3 separate regions of the Homo sapiens genome follow, and regions 2 and 3 are each linked to region 1. Evidence: read pairs that join two places in POLR2A ChIA-PET (ENCODE). Cell type or tissue: K562. All regions are shown on one strand. Links, peaks and the distances in the headings refer to the core of each region. The heading gives the core; the rest is flanking DNA.

Region 1 (7,295 bases), core at 1,471-6,470:
CAGCAGTGAGTGGTGCGCCTGGCAGGGGATTTTATTTAATTAATTGTTTTTTTGAGACAGAGTCTCACTCTGTCATCCAGGCTGGAGTGCAGTGGCGTGATCTCGGCTCACTGCAGCCTCTGCCTCCTGTGTTCAAGCGATTCTCCTGCCTCAACCTCCCAAGTAGCTGGGACTACAGAAGTGCACACTGCACCTGGTGGGGGATTTTAGTTAATATTTTTTGAAACAGAGTCTCACTCACTCTGTCATCCAGGCTGGAGTGCAGTGGCGCGATCTCGGTTCACTGCAGTCTCTGCCTCCTGGGTTCAAGCCATTCTCCTGCCTCAGCCTCCAGAGTAGCTGGGATTACAGGTGCAGGCCATTACATTCAGCTAATTTTTGCATTTTTAGGAGAGACAGGGTTTTGCCATGTTAGCCAGGTTGGTCTCAAACTCCTGACCTCAGGTGATCCACCACCTCAGCCTCCCAAAGTGCTAGGATTACAGGTGTGAGCCACTGTGCCTAGCTGGAATTTTATTTTATTTTAATTAATTTTTTTTTTTTTGAGACGGAGTCTCATTCTGTTCCCCAGGCTGGACTCACTGCAACCTCTGCCTCCCAGGTTCAAACGATTCTCCTGCCTAAGCCTCCTGAGTAGCTGGGTCTACAGGTGCACGTCATCACGCCCAGCTGATTTTTTGTATTTTTAGTAGAGACAGGGTTTCACCATGTTGGCCAGGCTGGTCTCCAACTCCTGACCTCAGGTGATCCACCCGCCTTGGCCTCCCAAAGTGCTGGGATTACAGGTGTGAGCCACCACGCCTGGCCTGGGATTTTATTTTTTAAGCTGCTGTTGGGTATACACATGTCCATTTTATTAATCTTCATTTCTCATCTGTACGTACCATGTATGTCTTGAGATGGCAAAAGGATCTTCCATTGAGTGAAAAGTGAGTCTCCCATCCCAGAGCCCCAGTCCCACTCCAGGGACAGCACAGCAGCAGTTCCTCTTGACCTCAGGAACATTCCACAGGCACAGGCTCCGTGTACCTCCTTCAAACCTCATCACACTCTGCTTAAATAATTTAGTATTTTGTAATTATGAAATAGTTCATTAAGGCTGGGCATGGTGGCTCACACCTATAATCTCAGCACTTTGGGAGGCCAAGGCAGGCAAATCATGAGGTCAGGAGTTTGAGACCGGCCTGGCCAACGTGGTGAAACCCCATCTCTACTAAAAATACTAAAATTAGCCATGCGTGGTGGCGGGCACCTGCAATCCCAGCTACTCAGGAGGCTGAGGCAGGAGAATAGCTTGAACTCGGGAGATGGAGGTTGCTGTGAGCCATGATCGCACCACTGCACTCCAGCATGGGTAACAAAGCAAGACCTCATCCTGGGGGGAAAAAAATAGTTCATTAAAAAATTTTTTTCTTTTTTTTTTTTTTTGTTTTTGTTTTGAGACAGGGTCTCACTCTGTTGCCCAGGCTGGAGTGCAGTGGCATAATCTCAGCTCACTGCAACCTCTGCCTTCCGGGTTCAAGTGATTCTTGTACCTCAGCCTCCCAAGTAGCTGGGATGACAGGTGTGCGCCACCACACTTGGTTCATTTCTGTATTTTTTGTAGAGACAAGGTTTCACTATGTTGCCCAGACTGGTCTCAAACTCCTGGCTCGGGCCATCCACCCACCTTGGCCTCCCAAAGTGCTGGGATTAGAGGCATGAACCATTGCACCAGCCTAAGAAAATAAAATTTTATTTTACTTTTTCTTTCTTTTTTTTTTTTGAAATGGACTTTCGCTCTTTCCGCCCAGGCTCGAGTGCAATGGTGCAATCTCGGCTCACTGCAACCTCTGCCTCCCGGGTTCAAGTGATTCTCCTGCCTCAGCCTCCCAAGTAGCTGGGATTACAGGCATGTGCCATCATGCCCGGCTAATTTTATATTTTTTTAGTAAAGATGGGCTTTCACCATGTTGTCCAGGCTGGTCTCGACCTCCTGACCTCAAGTGACCCACCTGCCTCAGCCTCACAAAGTGTTGGGATTACAGGCATGAGCCACCATACCTGGCCCTAAAATGGTAATTTTTTTTTTTTTTTTTGAGACGGAGTCTCACTCTGTCGCCCAGGCTGGAGTGCAGTGGTGCAATCTCGGCTCAATGCAAGCTCCATCTCCCGGGTTCATGCCATTCTCCTGCCTCAGCCTCCCAAGTAGCTGGGACTACAGGCACCCGCCACCACACCCGGCTAATTTTTTGTATTTTTTGTATTCTTTGGTAGAGACAGGGTCTCACTATCTTGCCTCGGCTGGTCTCGATCTCCTGACCTCATTATCCGCCTGCCTCGGCCTCCCAAAGTGCTGGGATTACAGGTGTGAGCCACTGTGCCCAGCCTAAAATGATAAAATTTTAAAGTCACTTGGGTGGTTTTATTAAATCTAGATGGTAGAAAAAAAATCACTGACTAGTGTCCTGGCCCCTGAAAGGCACTTAAATATCTAGGGAATGAATATGTATCAGGGGAATCCTCACACGGAGACAGCAAAAGTAAATGGGGGTTGAAACATCACTACTGCGGCCGGGTGCAGCAGCTCACGCCTGTCATCCCAGCACTTTTGGAAGCCAGGGCAGGAGGATCACTTGAGCCCAGGAGTTCGAGACCAGCCCAGGCAAGATAGTGAGACCCTGTCTCTACCAAAGGAAAAAAAAAAAAAAATAGCCGGGCACGGTGGCACATGCCTGTGGTCCCAGCTACTCCAGAGGCTGAAACTGGAGGATTGCTTAAGCCGGGGAGGTCGAGGCTATGGTGAGCCGTGATGGTGCCCCTGCACTCCAGCCTGGGCAACAGACCGAGACCGTGTCCAAAAAAAGAAACATCAGTACTTGATATGAGAAATGGCCACTAAACACTGGTAAGCTTGTTAAAAACATGGACCCATGGGCACCAAGGAGTCTCTGCGGGCAGGGGCCGTGGGGTGCGGGCAGCTGCAGATTCACCTCACCCAGACCCACATGTCCCCAGGGTCTAGGACCATGGTCCCCAAAGAGCAGTGCACAAGCCAGGGCCCTGCCAGCGCTGTCCAGGAAGGACCAGCCGCAGCCTGCTGTGGCCCCAAGCTGGTCCCAGAAGGTTCCAGGAAGGAATCTCATCTATTCAGGCGCAAGGCCCCCAGAATGACAAGAATGTTGCCAAAGACAGGCGTTTGCCCTTTACATCATGCATCTGCACCTTAGGGTCGGCAAATTCTCAGGCCGTTGAATTCTCACAACATCCTGAGAAATAGGCATCCCTGCCCGCTAGCGGCCACCACAGTCCCACAGGCGGGTACTCAATCCAGAGCACAGGTGCTCTCCGCTCTCGGTCCCACCTGGCCTGAGAGGGAGGAGCATCAGCGGAGGACAGTCCAGTCCCCAGGAGGGAGGGGACCCTCTGACCACCAGTGTTCCAGGCAGGAGGAAGCGGTGCGTCCCCATCAGGGTCCTGTGTTACCCCAGGGTCCTCCATGCTGTAACTGTTCTCTATTTGCTCAAAGCCTGTAACTCTCAGTGGAGATACCACCCCTGGTGGCTGTAGCCCAGCCTGCTGCCCTCCCTTGCTGGCCCCTTCCTGCACCTGGGCTGTCCCCACAGCAAGTGCCACTGGCTGAGCCTCCCAGCTGTGAGGCAGACAGATGCAGCGACAAGCTCAGATCTCAGCTCTCGCCTCCACCTTGTGGTTTCTCTGAGTGTCACACATCCCCAGTGGGATGCAGAGGACGCTACTAACTCTTCCTGGACCAGAGTGCCTAGGGCTCTGCAGAGTAAACACTGAGGGCACCGCTAATTACAAAAAGCCTTGTTTCCAACCAAAACAGGCTTGCTGTTTCCCAAGCACACTTCGCATGGGCTTTATTTGGAGACCTTCATTATACAGCCCCGCCCCCAAGGCAATCTTACCTGAAGAGCCTGCTGCCCTGGGTCCCAAATGTCCCCCAAGTCCCTGTCCCTGTCTCCTGCCTTGAGTCTGGTCACTGCACAGATGCCTCCCGTGCGCTTCATGTGGTCTCAGTCCTGATGGCAACCCTTGTCACTAGCCCTCAAAGGGGTCCTGGCAGTAGTGGCCAGGGCTGTATTTGTGGTCACTGAGAGGCATGTCATGTTAAGTTTTAACTTGGCTTTAAATGACAGATCCACTGTTGCACTGGGGAACCCATGGCCAAGTTTGGAAACAACCAATGTAAATGGGCTTTTACAAGATCTATTGGCAAATAAGGAACCACCCTGAAGTAAGTAACTGAAAGGAAAATGCTGGGCAATTCACCAGGAAAATCATCTCCACTCTCGGACACTGTGTGTCCCCACGTTTGGAGGGCAGCTGCCATCCATCCCCCCAAATAGACATTAATGTGGGGTATGTTTTTAGAGCAAAAACAATTTTCTGGAATCCAGAAATTTCTCTCCTAAAATAAGCCTGTAAAATTATTTTAAGAGAATGTGAATCAGGCCCATGTCCATATGGTGCCGGTAGCACACTTCTAAAGACAAACACACTGAGGAAGCAAACAAAACCAAGCAGCTTCTGACACTTCATGGGATGGAGTGCAGACTGGGGTGCCCCCTTCACTTTTTCAACCACCCCACTGGGTCGTCGCCCCATCCCTGGGGCACCTGTGTAGAGGACAGCCTGTTCCCCTCAATCCCCAGGCTGCTCCACCTACCCCCTGGCACTGCCACCACCTGGCAGGTGAGTGTGGGTCCCATCCCCATTACTTCCCCGGGGAGCCCTCCAGGGTGTCCCGAGATGGAAAGGAGGCCTCAGGCAGATACGGAAGCCAGTGCGTCAGGGTCAGAGGCTGCAAAGCTGGAGGAGAACTGGGGCGTCTGCTGGGCGTGGCGATGAAGGGGCTGGTGTGCCAGGTGGACAGAATGCCAGGGAGAGCGGGGAAGGAACAGTGCTCATGTGGCCCCGCCATGTTCAGCCAGGATTCATAAAGAAAGTGGAACCAGGATATCATGGTCCACCTCTTTAGGGAGGAGAGGGATGAGCGGTGAGAGGTGGTGGTGTCACCTGCCCGGCCAGCCGTCCCCACAGCTTCTCCACCTCCGCTCCCACTCGGCCACCCCTTCCTTCCCCTCCTCTCCATGGAGGAGGCCTCCCTGCTTTTAGCTTTGCCTCTCCCACCCCTCACTGGCAAGGCACCGTCCTTGGGATTAGAAAGATGAAAAGGCCACCGCCATCACGGAGGGAATGGACAACGGATAAAACCACCAGCTCCTGGAAAAGGACGTGCAGCGGCTCCCAGAGCCTTGGCAAGCCAACACCAGCCCTGTCCTACACTGCTCACCATACAAGAATCGCACGATTAACAGCAGTTCTAAGAGATGCGTGTCCTTATTAGCCCCACGATGCACATGGGGAAACCGAAGTCCAAAAAGGTTACCTGAGCACCCAAGGTTGCACAGCCAGTGACCTGTGAAGCTGGATTCAAAGCCAGAGTCTCCCCACCTTGGACCACGGTGTCCAAGGTGGAACATGCAAGTAGATGTTCAACTCTGAAGGCACACTCATACTGTCTAACACTTAGCAGGTTGGCAATGATTTTTTTAAAAGTTAGGCCAGGCGTGGTGGCTCACACCTGTAATCCCAGCACTTTGGGAACCCAAGGTGGGTGCATCGCTTGAGTCCAGGAGTTTGAGACCAGCTTGGGCAACATGGTGAAACCCCGTCTCTACAAAAAAATACAAAAGCCCAGGCACACTGGCTCACGCCTGTAATCCCAGCACTTTGGGAGGCCGAGGCGGGTGGATCACCTGAAGTCAGGAGTTCTAGACCAGCCTGGCCAACATGGTGAAACCCCATCTCTACTAAAAATACAAAAATTAGCCGGGCATGGTGGTGTGTGCCTGTAATGCCAGCTACTTGGGAGGCTGAGGCAGGAGAATTGCTTGAACCCAGGAGGCAGAGATTGCAGTTAGCTGAGATTGCGCCATTGTACTCCAGCCTGGGCAACAAGAGCAAAACTCCATCCTGAAGAAAAAAAAAAAAAATTAGCCGGGCATGGTGGTGCATGACTGTGGTGCCAGCTACTTGGAAGGCTAAGGCAGGAGAATCACTTAGGCCCAGGAGGGAGAGGTTGCAGTGAGCCGAGATCACACCACTGCACTCCAGCATTGGTGACAGAGTACGATCTTATCTCAAAAAAAAAGTTGATAAGGTCAGGGGTGGCCCATGCCTGTAATCCCAGTGTTTTGGGAGGCCAAGGTGGGAAGATTACTTGAGGCCAGGAGTTCAAGATCAGCCTGGCCAACACAGCAAGACCCCCATCTCTAAAAAAAAAAAAAAAAATGAGCTGGGTGTGCACCTGTAGTCCCAGCTACTTGGGAGGCTGAGATGGGAGGATCACTTGAGGCCAGGAGGTCAAGGTTGCTGTGAGCCATGATCACACCACTGCACTCCAGGCTGGGCGACAGAGCGAGACAGTCTCTACAAATAATAAATTAAATTTAAAAATTTAAGAAGTTGACAACACCACTGGTGAAGGTGCTCTGTGATCCAGCCATTTGGCAACACCCACAACATTCCTAGGAGCACAGCCCTGGATGGGGGTTCATCTGGGGAGTTCACCTTTGGCTGATGCACATGTGCAAAATAACTGGATAAAAGCAGTTATTACCTGAAATAACAAAATATCATCCTATAATAATACTGCCTGTAATAAAAGATTAGAAACCACCTCAAGTTTAACCAATAGAGGCTAGCACGGTGGCTCACATCTGTAATCCCAGCACTTTAGGAGGCCGAGATGGGCAGATCACCTGAGGTCTGGAGATCGAGACCAGCCTGGCCAACCAACATGGTGAAACCTCGTCTCTACTAAAAATACAAAAATTAGCTCGGTGTGGTGGTGGGCACCTTTAGTCTCAGCTACTAGGGAGGCTGAGGCGGGAGAACTGCTTGAACCCGGGAGGCAGAGGTTGTGGTGAGCCAAGATTGTGCCACTGTACTCCAGCCTGGGCAACAGAGCGAGACTCCTTCTCAACAAAAGCAACAACAACAACAAAGTTTAACCAAAAGAGACTGGCCAAATGCACTGATAAACACACATCAGGGACATTTCCATCATGGGGCTTCCAGAGTCTCGCTCTGTCTCCCAGGCTGGAGTGCAGTAGCACGATCTTGGCTCACTGCAGCCTCCGCCTCCTGGATTCAAGCAATTCTTGTGCCTCAGTCTCCCAAATAGCTGGGACTACAGGCACCTCCCACCATGCCTGGCTAAGTTTGTATTTTTAGTAGAGATGGGGTTTCACCATGTTGGCCAGGCTTGCCTTGAACTCCTGACC
Region 2 (7,295 bases), core at 1,278-6,277, 1.7 Mb before region 1:
GACTCTGTCTCAAAAAAAAAAAATTAGCCGGGTGTGGTGGTATGCAGCTGTAATCTTAGCTACTTGGGAGGCTGAGGTGGGAGGATGGCTTGAGCCCAGGAGTTCGAGGCTGCAGTGAGCTATGATCACACGACTGCACCTGGGCGACAGAGTGGAGGTGATGTGCTTCCTCAAATAGCCATGAGAACAACGCTTCTTTTCTTGTCCTGGCTCAGGAACCTCACCACCATGCCACGTTGCCCTGCTGCGCTGTGCTGGTGTCGTAGGTCGGTGGCAGGACATTTGCCCACCTCACAGGCTCTGCTTTCAGTCTTGAAGTATGGCTCCTCTCGACTGCTGCCCACACGGCCTCCTGTTGTCAGCCTGGGCTACATATCTGGGCTCTTCCATCCCTGTGGGCCTGGTGAGGCCTGGCCATGTGCCTGTGTCATGCCAGTTGCTTTCAAGATGATGTTTCTAGTAGGACCACATGTGAACACAGTGACCACCATGGCCAGGAGGAAGCTGGCTGCCCATCACCAGCTTGCCCAGGGACCTCTTGCACCCTGGCGGGGATCAGCAGATCCTGCTATGAGAGAGCAGAAGGCAGCATGCTGACTTCCAGGAGTGTCCACAGCGTGGCTGGGCAGAGCAGAGCTACAAATGAACAGATCCAGTGCCGAGGCCATCCTGACTCTCTCAGGGGCTGCCAGGCCGTGGGTGCAGGGTCCAGCAGGCCCACTTGATCCCAGCATCCCACGTGTGCCTGCTCGGGGTGGCCAGCTCACTGCTTCTTCACCTCTAGCCCAACCAGCAGGTGCCCCACCATGAGCCCCTCCAGGCTCACCTTGCCCATCCCTGCCATGTGACCTGGGACTCTTGAGATGAGATCACAGCTGCAGAGCACACAGCACAGGGAGGAGCTCATCAGCATCTTCCCACCTGTGGTGCCCTGGCCCAGCCTCCTTCCGGTTGGGGTTGGACCCGCCCTGGCAGCCAGGTTTTGCGTCACCTGCCCCACCCGCCCTGTAACCTACTTGCCCAACTGCTATCCCGGTGGCCGTGAGGCCAGTTGACAGAATGGAGAGGGGTAAGCATTTTCCGCCTGGAGAGGATGGGCGTGTGGCCATCTGACTGCTTCTGCAAGCCTGGTGGTTGTGTGCAGGCTGCCCTGGTGGTCTTAGCCCCTTGGGGCAGGCGGGGTCCTGTGCAGGATGCAGAGACTGGGCGTGGCTTCCTGCAGATGTTCAGATGCTTCTGGGCTGTGGCCTCTGAGACCCAGGGCAAGGCTGCTGACTGGACCCCAGACCCTCCTGCCTGCCTCTTCCTCCAGCTGCTCTTTGTGGTCTGGTTCTGGCCGCCTGGGCCTCAGGGCCAACCCTGCATGGCTTTGACCACTCTGGCCTTCTTGGACTGCCAAGGACATGCTGAGAGTTGGTTGGGCTTGGCCCAAGTGCTGAGCCCAGGGCAGGGGTGGGGACAGGCAGGGCGGAGCCTCACCTGGAAAGCCAGGCACGATTCTCCCTGGGACACCAACCCTCCTGTAGAGTTGGCCAATTCGGGCAACCTTGAGGGCGAGCTCTGTGTGGCACAAGAGATGCCCTGAGGAGCCCAGCCTCACCTGGTGTGATGGGACCTGTGGAAGTTGTGGGAAGTGGTCCTGGCCACCCGTGTGCCCACATGCCCTGCGCCCAGATCAAGATATGGTGACCAAAAGGACAAGGACTATATCCATGGCTCCCTCCCAGAGCCTGGCAAGTCAGCAGGCATGAGAGGGTGTTGGAATGCTGTGGTGGGCCTGTGTGGGGACCTTGTAGGACCTAGGGAACCTGCAGGGCTTGGCTTAGGGAGCACACAGGGGCCCAGGCAAAGGCAAGGTCACAGGTCGGGGGAGGTGAAGCTGGCAGGGGGAGGGGGAGACCTGCTGGCTAGAGCTGGGTTGGGGGCCGGTGGGCAGTGGGCCTGGCTCGAGCAGGGGGCGAGGGATTGGAGAGAAAGGCAGTTCCTGATGGTCCCCTCCCCAGGGGCTGGCTTTCCTCTGGTCCTTCCCTCCCAATGACCGCGTCTTCGTCGAGGCCACAGCCCTTGGCTCTGCGCCCACACCTCCAGTGCCAGGCTGTCCGGAGATCTGTTTATGGCCTTCCCTTGGACCATGGAGCCCTCCCTGCCACTGGTGCCTGGAGGGCTGGTCTGCTGCCCCTGCACCCTGGCCAGCTAGGATGGTGGGGTCCTGCAGCTGAACTGGGGGTGCCTTTCTGCCTGTCTGTCCTACGTGTATCAGTGGCCAGAACTGCCCTCATCCATGGCCTTGCCAGCAGCTGGGCGTGCAGCCCAGGGAGGGCTGAGGTCGGCTGAAGTTGATTGAGACCAACGGCCTTCTCTAACACCCCAGAGGAGCATGTCCCTGGTGAGCAGGCCTTGGGCAGCCCTGGGCTCCAGGCCAGTGGGATTCCAGTAGAGACCAGCTGGCAGGGCTTCTCCAGTGACTGCAGCCAGGGGTTCTCATGTGCAGGAAAGACCAGCTCCTCCAGAGTAAAGGGACTTGTGTCTTCTGGCCACATGGTGAGTGCTGGGCCCACCCCATCAGTGGCACCTTGGGTGCACTCCCAAAGCCCAGCGTGTTCCCCATCTTCCTGCACTGCATTCGGGATGGTTCTGCATCATCAGCTGCACCTGATTGCTCTTAAACCCACAGCTGAGCTTTAATGTGCAGTCACTGAAGCTTTCATTTCTAAAATAGCTTCCTAAGAGTTCTTTTGGCCAGGCATGGTGGCTCATGCCTGTAATCCTAACACTTTGGGAGGCCGAGGTGGGTGGATCACCTGAGGTCAGGAGTTGGAGACCAGCCTGACCAACATGGAGAAACCCCGTCTCCACTAAAAATACAAAATTAGCTGGGCGTGGTGGCGCATGCCTGTAATCCCAGCTACTCGGGAGGCTGAGGCAGGAGAATTGCTTGAACTCGGGGGGCGGAGGTTGCGGTGAGCCGAGATTATGCCAGCCAGCCTGGGCAACAGGAGCAAAAACAAAACAACAACAACAAAAAAAAACCGAGTTCCTTTTGCTGCTTTGTAAACCCAGTTTGCTCTTCATCACTTCCTTTGCCCTGCAGATGTTTCTGAGCTGTCTGTTTTCTTTCTGCCATCAGAGCATGGTTGGTTGATGATGCATGTACGGTTATCTTTCTGCTGGTTCTTGCTCATGGTGCTTCTTTCATTATGTGGTTCTTTCTGACTATGTACTGCTTCTGGTCTTTGAAAAATGATTTTGAGACTTCTTTGAAGTATAGGATGAAGGTATCTTTCTCCAGAGAGAACTTCAGGCACAGGGGCACTACGAGTGCTGGAACCCCTTAAAACTGTGCTTGGCTTGTGGGTCCTTGTACCCCCAGTGTGGACCTGGACGGCTGGCTGTGCCACAGCTTCTCAGAAACTTCCCTTCACTTATGTGCAATGTCCCCATAACCCCTGGGGGTGGCTGCGGCTGTAGTTCATCTCTCCCTAAGCATCGCTCTTTGGAGTCCCAGCCTAACTTAGAGGAGAGTCTTCTGTTAGGTTCTTCATCCTGTGGGGGTGACTGGACCTTGTCTTCTGTCTCCTTCGCCCCCGAGGCCACCAGAGTATGAGCCCCAGTGTGTTCAGTGGGCAAACGCTCTCAGGCAGGATTGGCCACTGTGTTCTGCTGTCCTCTGTGGGCCACGCTCTCCGAACTGTTGGCCAAATGCTGCATGAGCTCATCAGCTCCTGGCAATTTTTAAGATGTTTTCATATTTCATCCAGCATCTTGAGTTGTTTTTACCAAAAGGATTGCCCCTAGTAGCCTGCCCACCCTCGGATGATGGCCCCCTGTGGGCGCTTCCAGGGCACCCGGCAAGGGGACCCAACCCACTTCCAGCCCCACAGTCTGCTTCCCACAGGGCCCCCTTGCAACAACACACCCTTTAGCTTCCCATCCTATGCAGAGTGGTGGCCAGCAGACCATCTCAAATGGCTGCCCATCCCCCTGACCCAGTGCGTCTGCACGTGGCGCTTATTGCTATCCCAATACTTCAACTGCACAGCCACCAGCTCCTCACTGGAGCAGATGGTCCCCAATGGCCATCCCTAATGCCCGTGCCTATGGAGGCACATACACTGAGCCCTCTTCACCTCCGTCCCCACTCATTAGACTTTTCTCAGAGGAATCTTTTTGGGTCTCTTCAGTATTTGAACAGCTTCTTGGCTGTCCCATGTCCCAGCTGTGAGCACTGGCTCTGCCCTGGAGCCGTGTCACTAAATCATTGCACATGTGCACATTTCAGGGAACTTGGGTGTCACCCTTGGGTGGCCTCGGAATCTAATCTCCGTTCTGCACTCGTTTGCATTGTGGAAAACTGCCTGCTCTGGGCCCCAGAGGTCCCTGGGTGGGGACGAGGTGTATGCTAAGTGTGCAGTCACCCAGCGTGTCCCCGGCACGTGTCCATGCCAGCTGCTGTGGGTGTGTGGGGCCTTCGGGTCCTGTGGGATGGCGAGTGTGTGTGCTGAGCAGGACCTGTAGGGCCTGCATCCCAGGTGAGTGGGCCATGCTGTTGGAGGCGGAGGCAGGGCTGCCCCCACTGGTGGCGTGTGGGGTGGGTTTGGTGCTGTTGCAGGGGAGGAGATGTGCATGTGGGGGACAGTCTTGAAGGAAGAATGTATACAGTGGTCTATTTCCAAGACAAAGTGTCTTAAATTGGCTTAGCTCAGCAAACTACAGAAGAAACAGGATATACTAGGCCACCCTGCTTGGATAGCTGATGTGTGCTTGTCGGCCTCCACTTTCCCCGCACTTAGTTGCCTTCACCCGAACCAAAGAAGTTCAGTCTAAGCTGAAAGTTTACTAGCCTGCAAAATAGCTCATTTTGTCTGTTCTTATCAGCCTGCCTGCTACTTAGGTCGTAAGTTAAATACTTAAAAAGTCCCTGAGCTAACTAGGACTGCAATGCATTGTGGGCTGCAACAAAATACAGCAAGACAAGCCCCCAAAAAAACACCTGAAGCCCCTACCCAACAATTAATAGGCGACGTCCGGGAAAATTGTGACCCCACAGTACTCGGCCTATGAGGAACTGGGGGAGGGACCTGCGTACTAGGGGATAAATTGCTTGTCGAAACTGTGCTGGGTGTGCCTGTCTGACACCTGATCTTGCAAGACTGTCATTAAAAGTCTCACTTTCGCTGTTCTCTGGGTCTGAGTTCATTCTTTAGATTTGGATGGGTAAGTTTGTTTCTCACAGTGTGGCTCCTGCCCTCACTTCTGCTGCCCCCCGGGGACCCCCTCGGCACCCCAGCTCGGTGTGTCCAGGCCTTAAGACTACCATGGTGCTGATGGGATGCTTCTGTTCAGGGCTGGTGTTGCAGGTGGTGGAGAGACAGTCTGGCCAGTGCCAATGAGTGCATGGGTTTGGGAGTTGTTTGTGTGGCACCGGCCAAGAGTGTGGTGTCCAGTTCCCCCACACCCAGCAAGTAGTACAGACACCACAGAGGTGGTTCTCTCTGTTCTGGCCTGTTGCAGGTTCGGAGGGCAGCCCTGAGTGTCTGCCATCCGCTCAACTCAGTGTTTTCCTTTTCCCGCAGACCTCGCGACCTGTGTCAGCAGAGCCGCCCTGCACCACCATGTGCATCATCTTCTTTAAGTTTGATCCTCGCCCTGTTTCCAAAAACGCGTACAGGTAACCCCCTCGCTCTGCATCTGCTGCGCCCTGCAGGGTCCTGGGTGCCCAGCCAGTTCTCATGCCACCCAAGCTGCTGTGTGCAGGAAGGTGTGTGGGCCAGGACGGGGCTGCACAGGCCTGGCACTGCCCTCCAGGACAGGGTCACTCAGTGTGGGATGCTGTCAGAATGCCTCTCGGGGCGGGGACTCCAGTCAATGTACAAAGACGTGAAGACTCAGCCACAGAAGGCAGCCACAGGTAGGACAGAGGAGTGACATGGGTCCAGGTGGGCTGCAGTTCTATGGGCTTTGAGGAGGGTCGGGCGGCAGAACTGGGACAACGGCGTCAGTGAGTGAGAGCCAGCTTGGGCTGGCGGGTCACAGCTGCTGGTGAGAAGTCAAAGTGGCGGCCAGGCTAGGGGTCTGTGGGTGGGTCCTGAGCTGAGGAAAAAGAACCTGGGGAAGAGGGGACGCTGAGGACCAGCCAGAGGAGTCAGGAAATCGAGGCCAGAAGCCACCCCTGACCCTGGACTCAGGACGGCCACACCTCCATTCCCCAGGACACCCCAGCATTTATCCACACAGAGAACGAGGCAGAGATATAACCCACATCTAAAATGAAACGTGTAACCACTCTCTAATGCAACTGCTCGGGAAGTTTTCATCATTTTAAAATCTGTACCAGAAATGATTTGAACCATTTCAAGAGGGTCTCAGATTTGAGTCACTGCAAAGTTGCATAGACACCATGCTGCTTGACTTCAAGGCTGAGTGAAGTCATTTCAGGCCAAGGAATCAGGAAGGAAGGGTGTCTGGTGTTTTCCCTTTTTGCAGTTGGGTGAGTGGCAGGTCCCAGCAGCAGACAGCATGCTGCAGGGAAGGTGGAAGAAATGTTAGGAAAGAACTATTGACTGCTACAGGGACTGGAGTAGTGTTGGGCTGGCTAGTGAGTGAACAGAACTCTAAAGAATGTAGGGGCTGGCCGAGCACGGTGGCTCACGCCTGTAATCCCAGCACTTTGGGAGGCCAAGGTGGGCGGATCACAAGGTCAGGAGATCCAGACCATCCTGGATAACACATCTCTACTAAAAACACACAAAAAAATTAGCTGGGCATGGGGGTGGGCGCCTGTAGTCCCAGCCACTTGGGAGGCTGAGACAAGAGAATGGCGTGAACCTGGGAGGCAGAGCTTGCAGTGAGCCGAGATTGCGCCACTGCACTCCAGCATGGGCAACAGAGCGAGACTGCATCTCAAAAAAAAGATGAAGGTAAAATAAGGTCATGTGGGTAGGCCCTAATCAATGTGATGGGTGACTCAGATACGCACAGGGGAAGCTGGTGTGTATACAGAGATAGAAGCAGTCGTCTGCATACCGAGAAGACCCTCAAAAGGAGCCAGCCCTGCTGACGCCTTGATCTTGGATCTCCAGCATCCAATGCTGCGAGACAATAGTGTCTGTTGTTGCAGCCGCCTGGTCTGTGGTGCTTAGTTACGGCAGCCCCAGGAAACTAGCACGCTGAGGAGAGCCAGCCAGCTCTGTATGCGTTTCAGGGCTGCCTCCTGCAGGCTGCTGAAGAGACTCAACCCACCCCGAGTGCTCCCATCTCTGGAAAGGAAGCTTGATGGCTGGCCTGCGGGTGCTGGT
Region 3 (7,295 bases), core at 1,278-6,277, 200 kb after region 1:
GAATTACAGGGGCTCACTACCATGCCTGGCTAATTTTTTGTATTTTTTTTTTAGTAGACATGGGGTTTCATCAGGCTGGTCTCGAACTCCCGACCTCAGGTGATCCACCCACCTCGGCCTCCCAAAGTGCTGGGATTACAGGCGTGAGCCACCGCGCCCAGCGAACCCACTTTTTTCCCAAAAGAGAAAAAAGGATTGTCAGCATGAACGCGGGAGGAGGATAAACCTCATTTCCGGAATATTGGAAGCTCTACTTCCAGCCCATAGGGTGGTGAGCCACAGGTTTCTATGAGATTTGTAGGAGCTGTTTTAGGTGAGATAATAACATACAGTGTAACTTACACTCAGACACTGGTGCTGCAGTCTCTGAATCTGCCCTGTTCCCTTCACACTACGAGGGTATCACCCCAGTGCATGACAAATCCCCCTCGGCCCATCACACTGCCTCCCTGAACCCCTGGTGAGCCGCGGGCCACACTCGAGGCCTGGGCTTCCGAGAGACCTTCTCCCACTTGGGTCGGCCTCTTTGGCTCTCACCGATGGCTCTGGAGACGGCCAGGGTCCCGTTGACTCTCCAGCAGTCCATGTGAGACACAAAGCCACCCAATGCTTCAATGCGCGCCTTCTCATCCTGCAGAAACACAGCCAGAGTTGGGGGCAGGGCCGGGGGGATGGGGCGTGAAGCCCCCTGCTGCTACCTGAGCAGAGGCACAGCTGCTTCTAAGACAGCAGCATTCAAAGCCGCAGCACTGGAACAAAGCCAGGAGGCTCAGAGATGCACCCAAACGAGGCTCATCAAAAACAGTGAGAAATTATACACAACCCACAAGTCCTTTAGTTGCAGGAATGGTGAAATGAACGGACCACCTGAGGCCGCCTAGCGGTGCCTGCGCCCCTGGGCAGCATTCTGGGTCAGGGAGGCACTCACGAGGCTTGCGAGCCCGACACAGACAGCAGATCCTTCTGCTTCCCTGTCTCTAGCTCGGGGACACCGTCTCTGCCCTGAAAGCTGCTGGGCCAAGATGGAGCATGTGACGTGAGTGGTCACACAGCAGGGAAGCCTGAGCGAGGCCCTGACGGCAGCCTGTGCCCGCCCAGTTCTTTTTTTTTTTTTTTTTTGAGACAGAGTCTCGCTCTGTCACCTGGCTGGAGTGAAGTGGCACGATCTTGGCTCACTACAACCTCTGCCTCCTGGGTTCAAGTGATTCTCCTGCCTCAGCCTCCTGAGTAGCTGTGACTACAGGGGCGTGCCACCATGCCCAGCTAATTTTTTTGTGTTTTTAATGGAGACAGGGTTTCTCAAAGTTGGCCAGACTGGTCTCGATCTCCTGACCTCATGATCCACCCTCCTCGGCTTCCCAAAGTGCTGGGATTACAGGTGTGAGCCACCGCGCCTGGCCTAGTTCTTGTCCTCCTCTACCCAAGCTCAGCACAGGCACAGTCTCCACTCAGCTGGGGACCACAACACCCCAGGCCTGGGTTCCTCCAGGGACAGGACAGAGGCTTGGTCCACCCACAAGTCCTCTAGAAACCTCTTTGGTCCTATCAGCCTCTGCCCAAAGGAGAGGCTGCCCCGATGAGAGCCTGCTGACTGAAGCCTGCACAACAGCATCCCTGACAGAGTGACGGAGGCACCCTGGGAGTGAGGCACCTCCCAAGTCTACTGGGGGAAGAGGGCATCCCTTACCGGTTTATCAGGTAAACCTCTTGACCCCACGCAGCACCAGCCCTTCTAGTCCCCAGGCACAGCACCAGCTGGGCATGAGAACTCTGATGCCCCAGGTGATGGTGTCCCCTAGACAGATTGGGATATCAGCCAATTCCCTCCCCAGAGCAGACGGACATGCACTGCGGGAGGCCTGGGGGAGGCAGCCCTCTCCAGATGCCTGCACCAAGGACCAGGCCTCTTTATGTGGCTCCCCTGCAGAGGGCATTGTGGTGGGAATGACATGGGTTTGCAGGAGTCCCGGCCTTCCTGGGCACTGCAGCCATGAGCCTGTGTGGGAACTGGACCAGTGCCTGGTAGGCTGGGTGCTCCTGTCCCAGCTGAGGTGGAGAATCAAGCCATGAAGGGGGCAGGAACAGGGACCTCAAGGCTCTCTCTGGGTCTAAGATCTGCCACCTCCGGGGTCTGAGCAGGGCAAGGGAAAGGCAAGGAGGACCAGGAAGGAGGGAAGAGCAGGAGACAGCCAAGAAGAGGGCAGGAGAAAGGGCACGGGGAGAGGCAGGTGGATGAACACAGAGTACGCACGAATGTTCACACATACATGTGCCCACACACACGCGTGAAGGCGCCTGCAGACGGCGAGGAGCTGCAGAGGAAGCAGCGCCTCCTCCCCTGTGCCTCAGAGGCGTTCCCTGGGGAGGGGCTGTGAGCGTGGGAGGCTCCAGGGAGAATGAGGAGCCTTTCTCTGCTTCTGTCTCCCACACACCCCAGCCCACTCCAGCCCCTCAATGTCCCAGAGGCAGGAATGTGGGCAGGTGATGGAGAATGAACGGCAATCTGCTTCCCATGCCCTCTGGAGGTGGCTCTCCCCCACAGGGGGCCATGCAGGCTAAGCTTAGAACCTTCCTACCTGAAGCCCCTCCCCACCACCAGGGATGGCTGTGGGACAGGGTGGAGCCAAAGGGCAGGAGGGCACAGGGGCTGTGCTGCTCCCCTGCAGCCTGTGATCCCCTCTCCTGCCATTCTGCACCCCCTGTGCTGGACAGGCTGCGCCGGCTCCCCGGGCTCGCCCCTCTAACCCTGGCCCTGAACCTGGGTCCTCCTCCCCTCCAGTGGCTCCCACCTCCGTCACACACTGGCCAGGCTCAGTCTGGTCCGGGACTAACATATCCCCAGGCTAAGGGGTCTTGTCCCATTCCCCCTGAGTCTCCTAGTCACTGATTCTTGATTCTGTTTTTTGTTTTGTTTTTTTTTTTTTTTTTTTTTTTTTTTTGGAGACAGGGTCTTGCTTTGTTGCCAAGGCTGGAGTGCAGTGTCATGAACATAGCTCACTGCAGCCTCGACCTCTAGGGCTCAAGCCATCTCCTGCCTTCGCCTCCCGACTGCCCAGCGCCCACCCCCTCAGCAGCTCTTCCCTCTGCTCCTCAAACCTCATCCTCTCCACCTGCCTGAAACAGCTTCCCAGGTCAAAGCTGGAGCCGGTGGCCTGTGGGTTCCTGTGAACAGCCATTTCCTGCTTCCTAGGAGTGCAGTGCTCCACACGGCCAGGCCGCAGCAGCGTCGCCTATGGCACTGCCATCCTCCTGGATGCCCAAGGCCCTCTGCGATGTCTCCACCTGCAGAGCCGGGACTCCTATCTCTCCCAGGCTGCCTGCCAGGCGTGCCAGCGTGACCTGTGACCTTGAGTGACTCTCACTGCCCTCCTGAACTCACTTTTGTGACCCAGCCCTCAACTTGTCCTCCAGTGGCCTGATCACTTCAGAAGCTTCTAGTGAGTCCTTACAGAGTTCCTCCCAGCCTGGGGCAGTCCAGCTTTTCCAGCTGAAGGAGCAGCAGGTGGGTGGTCTTCTCCCCTGCCCCGAGTCTTCTACCCACTGATTCTGGGGCTTGTTTTTGTTTTTTGAAGACAGGGTCTCACTCTGTTGCCAAGGCTGGAGTGCAGTGTCATGAACATAGCTCACTGCAGCCTCAACCTCTAGGGCTCAAGCCATCCTCCTGTCTCCTGAGGCTTGAGAGGTGGGAGGATCACTTGGGGCACACCTCCACACCTGGCCCTGATTCTGGCATAACCTGCCCTTTCCTCCTGGTCTCTCCCCTGGCCTGCAGGAATTGCAACTGCCTGAGATGCGGCTCCATTCCATTCATCTCTCTGCCTCATCCTGCCAGGTCCTTGCCCTCCTCCTGCTCCCCCATTAGACTTAGAGGCAGGAAGTGGGTCCTGTGTTATCTCACTGCCTCAACAAAGTATCTTGTGCAGAGTGGGCACTCAGTGTTTGGAGGCTGAACTGAGTGCAGAGGCAGGAGACTGTTCAGACAGCCGCAGAACAAGGCAGAGCACCACGCACTCCCCCCACGTACTCCTGGAAGCTGCTCTGGGCCGCTGCTGGACCCCCGTTGAAGCTCGCCAAGTTGAGGCCAGTTTCTTGCTCTTGTAACCGACATGATGCTTGTTTTTGTGGGAGAACCTTGGCCTGGATCTGTGATTAATTCTCTAGGGTGGAAGGCTGTGATCAGGATCACAGCAGGAGGGGCCAAGCCTACAGAGCATGGCGGCAGGAAAGGGGAGGTGGGGGGCACTGGATCTGAACTCCTTGGCCCATGCGGGCTGCAGCCAAGAACACAGACACCTGTGTGTGCTTCTCTTGTGCAAGCTCTGATCTCTGTGCTCCACATGCACTGGGACACTCAATCCTTACCCCAAACCTCCAGGGACCCCTGTGTGATGGACTTGGAAGCGGTGGAGCCGGGACCAGGCAAGGCCATCTGTCCATGCTCTGCCACGACGCCATACTGCAGGACTCAGGCAGTGTTTGAACAGAGCCCCCACTGGGCTTTAATGGGGTGCTGAATGCTGAGCCTGTAGGTGTGCAGGCAGCAGGTGGGAGTGGGCCCAGCACGAATCCTGACTTGGCCACATTTCATCTGACTGCATATCCTGGGGAGGAGAGCCCACTAGGGAGCAGGTGCCAAATTCCCCCACGGTGGTGGAGGCAGGGGAGTGGCAGAGACTATCTGTGACTTTGGCGGTGTGCTCTGGGCAAGTGACTGAGCCTCAGTTTTCTCCTCTGTACAATGGGGAGAGGACGTACAGGGGGCCCATACCAGACCGTGAGCCGCAGTGAAAGGCCAAGGAATGTAGCTGCCCCTGACTGTTACAATCATCAAGTCCTGGTGTCTCTATGTGCTTTCCAAACCAGAAGCCACAAAAAGACTACTCAACTACAGAAAAACACAAAGCCTCCATGTGGCAAAAGCCCATAAACAAAAATAAAAGATGCATGGAAAAACATTTGCAAATCATCACAGACAAGGAACCAACCTCCTTCACATATACAAGGAACCTATAAACTGATAAGAAAAACAGGCAAAGGAAAAAAACAGTGTTTGCAGGAAAGGCTGTGTAAATGATCTTCAGCTTTTGAAAACACGCTCAAACTCACTCTGTAACAGAAAAGCAAACTTAACAATTGCCCCAAGACAGGCTTCTTACCTGACAGGAAGAATCCTGCAGCCTGGTGAGACTGTGGGGAAATGGACCTTCTTGGGAATGTAGTGCCAGCCCAGGCTGGCATGGCCTGAGGTGGGAAGCTTGGCAAATCTACCCAGACTGTACGTGCATCAGTTCCAACCTAGCCATCCCACTTCTGGGGATGTGTCCTACAGATATAGGTACACTTGACTCTGAGCAATTAATGCTGCACAAAGTAGGTAGAGATGCATTGTTTTTAGCACCGAAAGACTGAAAAGATCTTCATGCTCACCCACAAGGGACTGCATGATGAATGCAATGTCCGCAGCCCCAAGAAAGGATGGGTGCTCCTATGTGCTGACGTAGAATTATCCACCATGTGCATGGTTAATCAAACATAGCTGGTGGAGAACAGCACGTGGGAAAAGTGGGGTTTGAGGGATAAACAGTCATTCCATGATATCTGAATGCTCGCAATCCAACCTCAGGAGACACATGGATGAGACAGTCTTCTGAGAAGAGGTCTGAGTGGGACTGTCATCCTCATGTCCAGGTGATGACCTGAGTGCCAGGGTCCCAGGCAGCCTCTAGTCAGTACAGCCCCAAGCCAGGTTCCCTCCAGCCTCGGGGCAGCATCACCTCCCTGAGGCCTTCCTCACCCACAGCCTGTGGCCTCCTTGTCCGTGTGTATGATGGGCTCTGGTCTGCACTGGGCTGCACTGACTGCACTGGGATGCCTGTCAGTGCAGAGGGCTCTGCTCTCCCCCGGAGCTCTGGGCTCCATATAGCTGTGACCCACAGAGCTCTCAGGAAGGGCTCACGTGGGACCCCCGGCCACTCAAATCAGGCAGGGAGCCCTCCCTCTTGAAAGGTGCCAGGATTACTACTACCTGAAGTTCCCAGGCTGGGTGGGGTTCCCCTATGGGCCCAGCATGATGGAGGCCAGGAATATCCTGGGCCTGGGCGCAGGGATCCCCTTACCTGCCGTTCTGGTCTGTGTGGCTCCATCAGCTTCACCACCTGTCCCTGCTGTACCAAAATGACCTGGGAATCCCCGAGCCAGGCGACGTGCAGGGTCGCTCCTGCAATGAGCGCACACACACCTGTGGTGCCGCTCTGCAGCCGCTGCAGGGAGAGAGGGCCCATGAGAGTTGAGAGGAGGTAGGGAAGGGCAGAGGATGACACGGGGCAGGATGAAGCTTCCGGGGGTGATGAATACTTCCGTTACTGTGGTGAGGAATCCACAGGTGTATATGTGTATAAGCCAAAACTTGCCAAATTGTGGACTTCAAATATGCACCACTTACTACCTGTCAATTGTATCTCAATAAAGATGTTTATTTATTTATTTATTTATTTATTTAGAGACAGAGTCTTGCTCTGTCATTCAGGCTGGGCTGCAGTGGCACAATCTCGGCTCAGTGCAACCTCCGCCTCCCGGGTTCAAGTGATTCTCCTGCCTCAGCCTCCCAAGTAGCTAAGATTACAGGCGTACAGCACCACGCCTGGCTAATTTTTTGTGTTTTTAGTAGAGACGGGGTTTTGCCATGTTTCTTTCCCAGGCTGGTCTTGAACTCCTGAGCTCAGGCAATCTGCCTGCCTTGGCCTCCCAAAGTGCTAGGATTACAGGCGTGAGTCACTGCGCCTGGCTATTTATTTATTTAGAGGCAAAATCTTGCTCTGTCACCCAGGCTGGAGTGCAGTGGCACAGTCTCAGCTCACTGCAACTTCCATCTCCTGGGCTCAAGTGATTCTCATGCCTCAGCCTCCCAAGTAGCTGGGACTATAGGCGCGTGCCACCATACCTGGCTAATTTTTTTTTTTAATTTTTAGTAGAGGCAGGGTTTCACCATGTTGGCCAGGCTGGTCTCAAACTCCTGACCTCAAGTGATCCACCCACCTCAGCCTCCCAAAGTGCTGGGATTACAGGCATGAGCCACCGCGCCTGGCCAATTTTTGTATTTTTAGTAGAGACGAGGTTTCACCATGTTGGCCAGGCTGGTCTCGAATTCCTAACCTGAAGTGATCCGCCGGCCTCTGCCTCCCAAAGTGCCGGGATTACAGGCGTGAGCCACTGTGCCCAGCCTCAATAAAGCAGTTACGCCTGCTTCAGAGAATCCCTTTTCTACTCTGAGGCTGCCTTGAGCTCAGAGGCCTTTG

What was found. ChIA-PET counts read pairs that join two places held together with the same protein. Peaks named below come from ENCODE experiments on the same cell type or tissue, not always from the same donor. Only the 100,000 strongest peaks of a DNase experiment are listed, where the experiment ranks them.
Region 2: POLR2A ChIA-PET joins it to region 1 with 5 read pairs; 1 of 35 experiments calls an interaction of 5 or more read pairs at or near these places.
Region 3: POLR2A ChIA-PET joins it to region 1 with 6 read pairs; 10 of 35 experiments call an interaction of 5 or more read pairs at or near these places.

Annotation. Positions count from the first base shown.
Region 1 is chr22:21,723,160-21,730,454 of GRCh38, forward strand. The region is part of intron 1 of YPEL1 (yippee like 1); the gene reads right to left. It also overlaps the pseudogene RN7SL280P. Among named protein-coding and RNA genes, the nearest start is that of YPEL1, 9.0 kb to the right of the region's middle. RefSeq lists silencers at 492-722, 6,848-7,035. In K562, for the core only: a CTCF peak has its summit at 3,691 (motif pointing left); DNase peaks (open chromatin) are centred at 3,012, 3,682, 5,022, 5,252 and 2 weaker places; H3K27me3 peaks cover 4,799 bases.
Region 2 is chr22:20,031,187-20,038,481 of GRCh38, forward strand. TANGO2 (transport and golgi organization 2 homolog) reads left to right here. Exons shown (of 9, transcript NM_152906.7): 2 at 5,574-5,668. The coding sequence starts at 5,613. MIR185 (microRNA 185) reads left to right here and starts at 1,953; the gene lies at 1,953-2,034. RefSeq lists enhancers at 1-663, 1,098-1,317, 3,001-3,070. In K562, for the core only: no CTCF peak of the experiment used is centred there; DNase peaks (open chromatin) are centred at 2,041 and 4,335.
Region 3 is chr22:21,925,032-21,932,326 of GRCh38, forward strand. It overlaps PPM1F (protein phosphatase, Mg2+/Mn2+ dependent 1F), which reads right to left. Exons shown (of 8, transcript NM_014634.4): 6 at 6,117-6,260; 7 at 538-631. Among named protein-coding and RNA genes, the nearest start is that of PPM1F-AS1, 9.6 kb to the right of the region's middle. In K562, for the core only: no CTCF peak of the experiment used is centred there; DNase peaks (open chromatin) are centred at 2,370, 2,658 and 4,310.